2 separate regions of the Homo sapiens genome follow, and region 1 is linked to region 2. The links are chromatin loops, found by intact Hi-C in ENCODE. Cell type or tissue: CD4-positive, alpha-beta T cell. All regions are shown on one strand. Region 1 overlaps CPNE2 (copine 2). Region 2 overlaps NLRC5 (NLR family CARD domain containing 5).

The links. A loop is a pair of places that touch in the nucleus more often than their neighbours do. Peaks named below come from ENCODE experiments on the same cell type or tissue, not always from the same donor. Only the 100,000 strongest peaks of a DNase experiment are listed, where the experiment ranks them.
Region 1: a loop joins it to region 2, with 2.6 times the contacts of the local background. A loop is called at or near these places in 1 of 110 quality-filtered maps.

The regions. Positions count from the first base shown.
Region 1 is chr16:57,140,125-57,144,124 of GRCh38, forward strand. All of the region lies in intron 14 of CPNE2 (copine 2), which reads left to right. Among named protein-coding and RNA genes, the nearest start is that of PSME3IP1, 44 kb to the right of the region's middle. RefSeq lists a silencer at 1,807-1,986. In CD4-positive, alpha-beta T cell, no CTCF peak of the experiment used is centred here; a DNase peak (open chromatin) is centred at 1,947; H3K27ac peaks cover 1,376 bases.
Region 2 is chr16:57,037,735-57,041,734 of GRCh38, forward strand. It overlaps NLRC5 (NLR family CARD domain containing 5), which reads left to right. Exons shown (of 49, transcript NM_001384950.1): 16 at 2,047-2,115; 17 at 2,916-2,984; 18 at 3,751-3,840. Among named protein-coding and RNA genes, the nearest start is that of NLRC5, 50 kb to the left of the region's middle. RefSeq lists an enhancer at 1,663-1,862. In CD4-positive, alpha-beta T cell, no CTCF peak of the experiment used is centred here; DNase peaks (open chromatin) are centred at 1,617 and 3,827; H3K4me3 peaks cover 1,016 bases; H3K27ac peaks cover 3,898 bases.

The DNA.
Region 1 (4,000 bases), 100 kb after region 2:
CATGTTTCTTCTTATGGAATGGAATGTTTCCTGCTCTAAACCCATTTCCTCTTTTTGTTTTTTGAGACAGAGTTTCACTCTTGTTGCCCAGGCTGGAGTGCAATGGTGCAATCTTGGCTCACTGCAACCTCCGCCTCCTGGGTTCAAGCGATTCTCCTGTCTCAGCATCCCAAGTAGCTGGGATTACAGGTGCCCACCACCACGCCTGGTTAATTTTTTGTATTTTTAGTAGAGATAGGGTTCCACCATGTTGGCCAGGCCTGTCTCAAACCCCTGTCCTCAGGTGATCCGCCCGCCTCAGCCTCCCAAAGTGCTGGGATTACAGGTGTGAGCCACTGCACCCACACCCATTTCCTCTTATGAAATGGGCGTAGTAAACCCCCAGTGTGCTGTGAGGACCTGGGTGCAGGCTTAATGGGCAGTAACTGGGAAAGGCCTGGGAGGGATATTTTTTTTTTGAGACAAAGTCTCATTCTGTTGCCCAGGCTGAAGTGCAGTGGCACAGTCTCAGCTCACTGCAATCTTCACCTCCTGGGTTCAAGCAATTCTCCTGACTCAACCTCCTGAGTAGCTGGGATTACAAGCACCTGCCACCACGCCGGGCTAATTTTTGTATTTTTAGTAGAGACAGAGTTTCACCATGTTGGCCGCACTGGTCTTGAACTTGTGACCTCAACTGATCTGCCCACCTCAGCCTCCCAAAGTGCTGGGATTACAGACCTGAGCCACGGCACCCGGCCGGGATTTTTTTTTTTTTTTTTTTTTTTTTTTAATTCCTGGGTTTGCTGGGCTAGAACTGGCTAGAGAGGGCACAGCAAGAGGCAGGCTTCACCTTGCACTCCCTCCTGTTCGGGTGCCAGGCCATTGTCCCACCCAGTCTTGTCCACCCTGAGCAGGCTTTCAAAGGGATAGAAAAAGAAAGTCTTGCATGTTTGTTTAAGGGGAAAAATGTGGGGCAGGGAGCGGGCGTGCAGCCCAGTGTTAGCGCCAGGGCCCTTTCACAGCTGCACCTGCAGAGCTGGGGCAGGACTGGGCAGGAACCAGGGTCCTGGGGAGAGGTGGGTCTGTGTCTGCTGGACCCAGGTCTGAGGGGGTTTGGGCCCCAGGAAAGGCCAGGAAGGGCATTTGTGTGTTCTGGGGAGCAGCTGCGGAGAGCTCCCCAGAGGGAAGAAGCAGAAGGACTTGAGGCCCAAGCACCTGGTGCTAGTCCTCTGGACATCCCAGCCACTTTTGCTGCGACTTGGTCCTCCCGGCCTGGGGGAGGCAGCCACCTCCTGGCTCCTTTCTGCTGGAAAAGCTCTGTCACCCACCCAGGCTGTGTGACCTCAGGGGATGTCTGAGCATCTCTAACCTGCAGGAGTGGGGCCAAGGGGCCTCTTATCAGGCTCTCCCACTCTGATGTCCAAGAACAGATAAGGCCATTCTCTACCTCCTGCCTTACCTTATCCCCTTGGCCTCAGGGTACACCAGTGGAGGGGAGGTGGGGCTGCCTGGTGGTTCAGCCTCAAGCTCTGGGAGGTTCAAATCCCAGCTCCCCCACTTCCTGACTTCGTGGGACCGAGAGCAGGTAGCTTAAACTCTGTGAACTTGTTTCCTCATCTGTGCGACGAGGATAATGGAAACAGTCCCTGCCTTCTAGAACTAGATAGGCATAGAAATTGCTCAGCATAGTGCCTGGCACACATAAAGTGCTTCCCTGCTGGCCGAATCTTTTGGGGACACCTCTTGAGCTAGCATTCAGTGATGCCAAGCACAATTAGTCCCAAAGCAAAAGGAAGTCATTTATGAATTATCCCCTGATGCTTTTGTCAGCCGTTTTTTAGTTTGGGGAAGAATATTTGGTGTGGCTTCACCCTCCCCATCCCCAGACATATGTGCACCGATGCACACCCACGTACAGGAAATTGAGAGCAGGTGGTGGAAGCCTCTCTCTAGGCAGGGCTGCACTCTCCCATTCATTCACTCAACACATCTTTACCAACCAACTTCTGTGTAGCACTGGGGAGACCATGATGAGTGACACAGGGCCTCTGCCCTCCCAGAGCCTGCAGTCTAGTGAGGAGCCCTAGGCCAGGAGCAGGAGGCAGGGAGACTAAGCCTGAGGCGATGGAAGCACGGGCTCACAGAGGTGGCATCCGACCCAGATGGAGGGCTCAGGAAAGGCTTTTTGGGAAAGTGACATGTGAGCTGAAACTTGGAGGATGCTTGAGTTAGCCTCATAAAGGATGTGTGTGCGTGGAGTGTCTCAGGCGGAGGGAACGGCACGTGCCGAGGCCTGGAGGTTTGGTGTGTGGGTGTATCGGAAGGAAGGAATGTGTTGAAAGAGGAGGAGGTGGGGTGAGGTGAGGCTGAAAGGTAGGCCAGCTCCTGCGGGGCCTCGGAAGCCATTGAGGAACCTGGGTTTTCTCTGGAGGGCGGTGGGGAGCCACTGGAAGGTCTTATGCAGGTTTGAGTGAGCCTTGGGGGGACTCCTATCTCAGGCCTTCATCTTTCCCTCTGCCTTGGCCCCTGAGACCTGGGCCTTGCTATTCATGGCCCATTCCTGGTTGGTCACCCAGGTGTCTGGTGTCCCAGTGGAGGGGGAGCTGGGAAGCACCCAGCCAGCTCCCTGGAAATTCCACCCGCTCCCCTCGCAGGGTCCTCAGCTGCCAACTTCCCTGAAATGAGCTAGGGAGTAAGTGCAGCTTCCCTAGACTCTGCCTGGAACTGTTGTGGTCAAGTCAATTTCTTATAAATCAAATCAAACGTTAAATGCATTAGGGGAAGCAGTTGTTTACAGCCCTAGAAACCTGAAGAACCTCGGAGTAAAGGCAAGAGTTGCTTCATCCTTGTTGGGAGTTGGGTTTTTGGATTCAATCTGACAGTGATGGGCTGTTTCTGGAGGTGGGAATGCTGGGGACAGGGTGAACCAGGACCACCTGCAGGGACAACAGAGCCTGCAGAGCCTCTTCCAACCCCTTGCACCCGATTCCACCCTCCGTTCTCTCCATCTACAGCCCCTTCCCCTTTGATCTGTCCTGGGGGTAGGGCTGTGTAATAGACGTTTGAGGCTCCTGAACAACTCTGGCTTTGTCCAGGCTGGGCGGGAAGCCGGGGACTTGTCAGCTGCACTTCCACTGCCGAGGTCTGGGCTGCTGACCTCAGGCGCAGCTGGGCACTTGCTGAGGCCAAGCCCCTGTGTGTGGGCATGGTGGCTGGTTGATTGGCACATAGGGGTGCGGGTTAAAGTCCAGTACCAGGGCTCTGGGCCCCACCCTGGGCTGCTATCCTGGATATTCAGGCCCTCAGACACTGGCATGCTGGGTGGGAGGAAAGCTTTTCCCTGCCAGGCCCCTCTGTTGGAGACAATGACAGACCACTGGTGCCAGTGGGCGGTGGAGGAGGACATCATGTAAAGAGCCCCAGCTTCGGAGTCAGCCAGGCTGGGTTCAATCTGGACTGTGCCAGTTCCCGGCTGTGAGGCCTCAACAAGTTACATCACCTCTCTGAGCTCCACTCCTCTAGAATGGGAGTCAGCATGAGGGTGACAGGCAGGGTCTGTGTAGTGCTGTCACTGTGTGGTATCACCTCCTCTGGCCACTGGTGCCCACAGTCCTGCAGGAACCTGGCCCTGTCTGCCCCCAGGCTCCCCAGGGAGGAGGGCTGCCAGCTAAGAGGTAGGCCCAGGCCTGAGCCCCACGCATCTCCTAGGCACGGGGGCTGATAGAAACGAGGGAGCCAGGAGGGCCACGTGTGGAGGGAGTGGGCACTGCCTGCCTGAGCTGGAACGGGCTTGGAAACAGATCCCACCCACTGAAAGGTGTGGCCCATTAGACCAGGACCAAGCATTCTTTTCTTTCTTCATTGCCCGGCCTCTTAGTGTCTTTCTACCTATCTGCTTAGGTGTCCCAGAAATGTTGCCCTGGACTGTTTCTGATGGTATTGAGGTGGGGTTGGAGGGCCGCCTAAGGGAAGGGGCCCAGGAACAGTGGTGGGCTGTCAAGGGTAGGGTCTGGATGGG
Region 2 (4,000 bases):
CCCACTCACAGACCCAGGCTCTGCCACTAGGGAACCCAATCCTATTTCTGTAAGTCTCGCCGTTGAGTATGGGGAGGTGAGGACAGATGATGATTAATGTCAACTCAGTTCCCACTCGGAGGAAAGCCTCATTCTCAACCCAGTAGGGTGGTCCCTGCTTTAAACACCCCTCAAGGGAGGAGAGGGAAACCGATTCACCCAAAAGGTAGATTAGGGGACCTTGGTTCACTGTATATGATGATTCAATAAAGGGTCCCTAGTGCATTCCAAGCGATGCCCTGTTCACTTCCAGGAACTTATACTAAATAAATTATCACGATTGTGCAAACACATTTAGCTGTAGGGATGTTCACCTCAGTATTGGTTATAATAGGAAAAAAAAAGAAAATAGCTGGAATGTTTAACCGAGGGATATTAGTTAGACTAAGTTACTTCCAGAGAGAACTCAGTGGAACCATAGAAAAAAAAATGATAATATAGGTGCAGTTTCAATATGGAGGGGTGACGGGGAGTTATTAAGTAAACATAAAGAAATTTCTTTAGAGACAGGATCTTGCTCTGTTACCAAGGCTGGAGTACAGTGACACAATCACAGCTCACTGTAACCTCCAAATCCTGGGCTCAGCAATCCATCTCTCTTAGTCTCCCAAAGTGCTGGGATTACAGTCATGAGTCACTATGCCTGGCAATTTTTTTTATTTTTAGTAGAGAGAGGGTCTTGCTATATTGACCAGGCTGTTCTCAAACTCCCGAGCTCATGTGATCCTCCTGCCCTGGCCTCCCAAAGAGCAAGGATTATAGGTATGAACCACTGCACCAGGCCAAACATAAAAATTTTAACTCATTATCTTAAAAGATTATAAAAGATTATAATAAAGCTTTTCAAGATATGCAATGGCAGAAAGAATGGTATAATCTGGGCCAGGTGCTGTGGCTCATGCTGTAAACCCAGCACTTTGGGAGGCTGAGGCAGGGGGATCACCTGAGGTCAGGAGTTCAAGACCAGCCTGGCCAATAGGATGAAACCCCGTCTCTACTAAAAATACAAAAACTAGCTGGGCATGGTGGCGTGCACCTGTAATTCCAGCTACTCAGGAGGCTGAGGCAGGAGAATCGCTGGAACCTGGGAGGCGGAGGTTGCAGTGAGCCGAGATCATGCCACTGCACTCCAGCCTGGGAGACAGAGCAAGACTCTGTCTCAAATTAAAAAAAAAAAAAAAAAAAGAGAGAGCATGGTATATATAATCTGTTCCCATCAATAATGATCAAGTATTAATAATTATTTGTCATCCCTGCTTCTAGCCCTTAAAAAACTAATGTTTAAAAAGAGAATCTATAGTTTAATCCCATGTTTGTAAAACAAAAATTATTGCACTAGAAAATGGAAGGTTTGAAGGACTCACTCCAAAGGTTACCAGGGGTAATCCACACATACTTTGAGCACAGACAGAACACTGACTAGCAGAGAGAGGGGTTTCAGTCTGGGGCTAAAAGAGAGAACACAGAATTTGTTTTCTTTTAAGACTTGCCAGGAAATGGGGCTTACTTAGGCAATAGATACATTTGTGAAATATCTGTGGTAGAAAGATTTCAGCCCTCCAAAAGCTCAGAGGAAGTCAGAGGGGAGTCAGAGGAAGTGGCTGCAGCTGGAGGCAGGGGGATGGAACTTGAGAGGTCCTCCCGGGCCAGGGGTAAAAAGTGACAGGCCGGGCACGGTGGCTCACACCTATCATCCCAGCACTTTGGGAAGCAAAGGTGGGAGGATCACCTGAGCCCAGAAGTTCGAGACCAGAGTAGACAACATAGACTGTCTCTACATACTTTTTTTTTTAATTAGCTGGGCCTGATGGCACAAGCCTGTAATCCCAGCTACTCAGGAGGCTGAAGTGGGAGGATTGCTTGAGCCCAGGAGGTGGAGGCTTCAGTGAGCCATGATTGCACCACTGCACACCAGCTTGGGCAACAGACTGAGACCTTCTCTCAAAAAGAAATAGTAACAGGGAGCCAATAACCTCTCGCTTCCTCACCCCTCTTTTGTCTTCACAGCCTGCAGCACAAAACTGTGATCTTCATGTTTGCCCAGGAGCCAGAGGAGCAGAAGGGGCCCCAGGAGAGGTAGGGCCCGATTTCACCCCAACTCCATGCTCAGTCAGGGACATTCCCCTCTCTACCCTCCACAGCTGGGCAGTGCCAGTCAGTCAACTGCCAGGGTGACCTGGACAAATTCACGGAAGAGCGGGAAGTGAGCAGGCTTGGCAAAGGATGCAGCCCCAAAGGGGGAGGGTCCAAATCCAGACCACCTCCGCCTCTCATGGTGCCTGAAAGGAGCCCCAGTGTGTAGGATATAGACAGCAGGCCAGGGCAGGAGTTGGGTAGCCAGAGGGGGATTCCGGGAGACTAGAGCCCTCCAGCTTAAACCCAGGGGATTGCCTGGCCTGTAGCTCTGGTCCTGGTCGGAACTTCTGTATCCCTTTCACACAAGGACCCATTAGGGTCCTGGATTGCCCCAGCCTAGCGCATGGGTAGAGACTCAGCTCTTTGCTCCCGGAGCCCACCCACAATCTCTTCTGTAGAGTCTGGACTACTGAAGGCTCGATTCCAGCTGGGGCTGACATCTCTGAAGCACAGATGAGGAGGAGGATGAGATTAATGATAATAGCAGTCAAGGTCAATTGAGTACTTGCCATGTATGCACCAAGCACCAAACTAAGGCAGTTCACATACAGTCTCCCATTGAGAGGCTGTGATTTGTCCAGGGTCACACAACCAGGAAGTGGAGAAGCCAAATTGGCACCAAGGTCTGATTGACTCTAGGTGGAGGATAGGGCTCGATGGTGGAAGGCCAGGCTGAGGATGGATTCTGGAGATGGCGGACATGGCCTTTGCTCAGCCTGGCCTTGGTGATGTCCCTCCAGGGCTGCATTTCTTGACAGCCTCATGCTCCAGATGCCCTCTGAGCTGCCTCTGAGCTCCCGAAGGATGAGGTACAGTGATGGCCTCCAGCCCTGTGTGTGATTCCAGCCCCCTCCCTTCCCCTGCTCAGAGCCTGCTCCCAAACCTGTGCCCAGGCCCCACATGCTCCCTGAAGGACACCTGACCTGCTGTGTCCAGGGGTCATGGCCTGGCTTCCCTACCTCCTACCTCCCCTGCCCAGCCCACCCCAGACAGGGCTCACAAGGCAGCCCCGTCAACCACCTTCCCAAGCCCAGGAGACCCCACTCCCCTTAGCTCCCTGACCCCCAGCAGCTGAGGGGTTGTGGAGACTCTGAAAAGAGGTGAAGGGGAGCACTGGGCTCCTTCTGTCATGATCCTGGTGCCTGGGCCTGGGGGCTCCCATCAGCACTCTTCCCCCCTTCTCTCTTGGTCTTTGTCTGTCCTAATCTCCCTCTGTCCCTCTGCCTGTTTCTCTCATTTCTTCCCTCTCTCATCGTGTATTTCTGTTTTATCAGTTTATTTAACTGTTATTTCAGTCTTATCTGTCTTCCTCTGATCTGCTCTCTCTCTCTGAGGTCTCTGTGCCTTGGTTTCCTTCCATCTGTGTCTCTGCCCACCCTCTGCCTATATGTGACATCCTGTGGGTGTCGTGTGTGTTGGTCCCTCTTTGTCCGTCTGTCTAGGTGCCAGATACATCCCAGTCCCTCCTCTCCTGCAAGCCTCATTCTCTGCCTCTGTGTCTGGGGGGTGGGAAAGCGGCTCCTTCCCGCCTCTGTTCAGTGGGGCATGCAGCACTGTGTTTTTGTCCCTGGGCAGGCTGACACATTGTGGCCTCCAAGAAAAGCACCTAGAGCAGCTCTGCAAGGCTCTGGGAGGAAGCTGCCACCTCGGTCACCTCCACCTCGAGTGAGTGGTTTGTGTGTTGGAAGGTGGGTGGGTGGGGCCAATTACAGTGAGTTAGTGTTGGTGTTTGGGTTTGGTTTTTAAGATTTAGATCAACTGTTCTTTCCCTGCTGAAGTCAGAAACCCCTTGGAGAATCTGGTGAAAGTTGTGACTCTTCCTCCC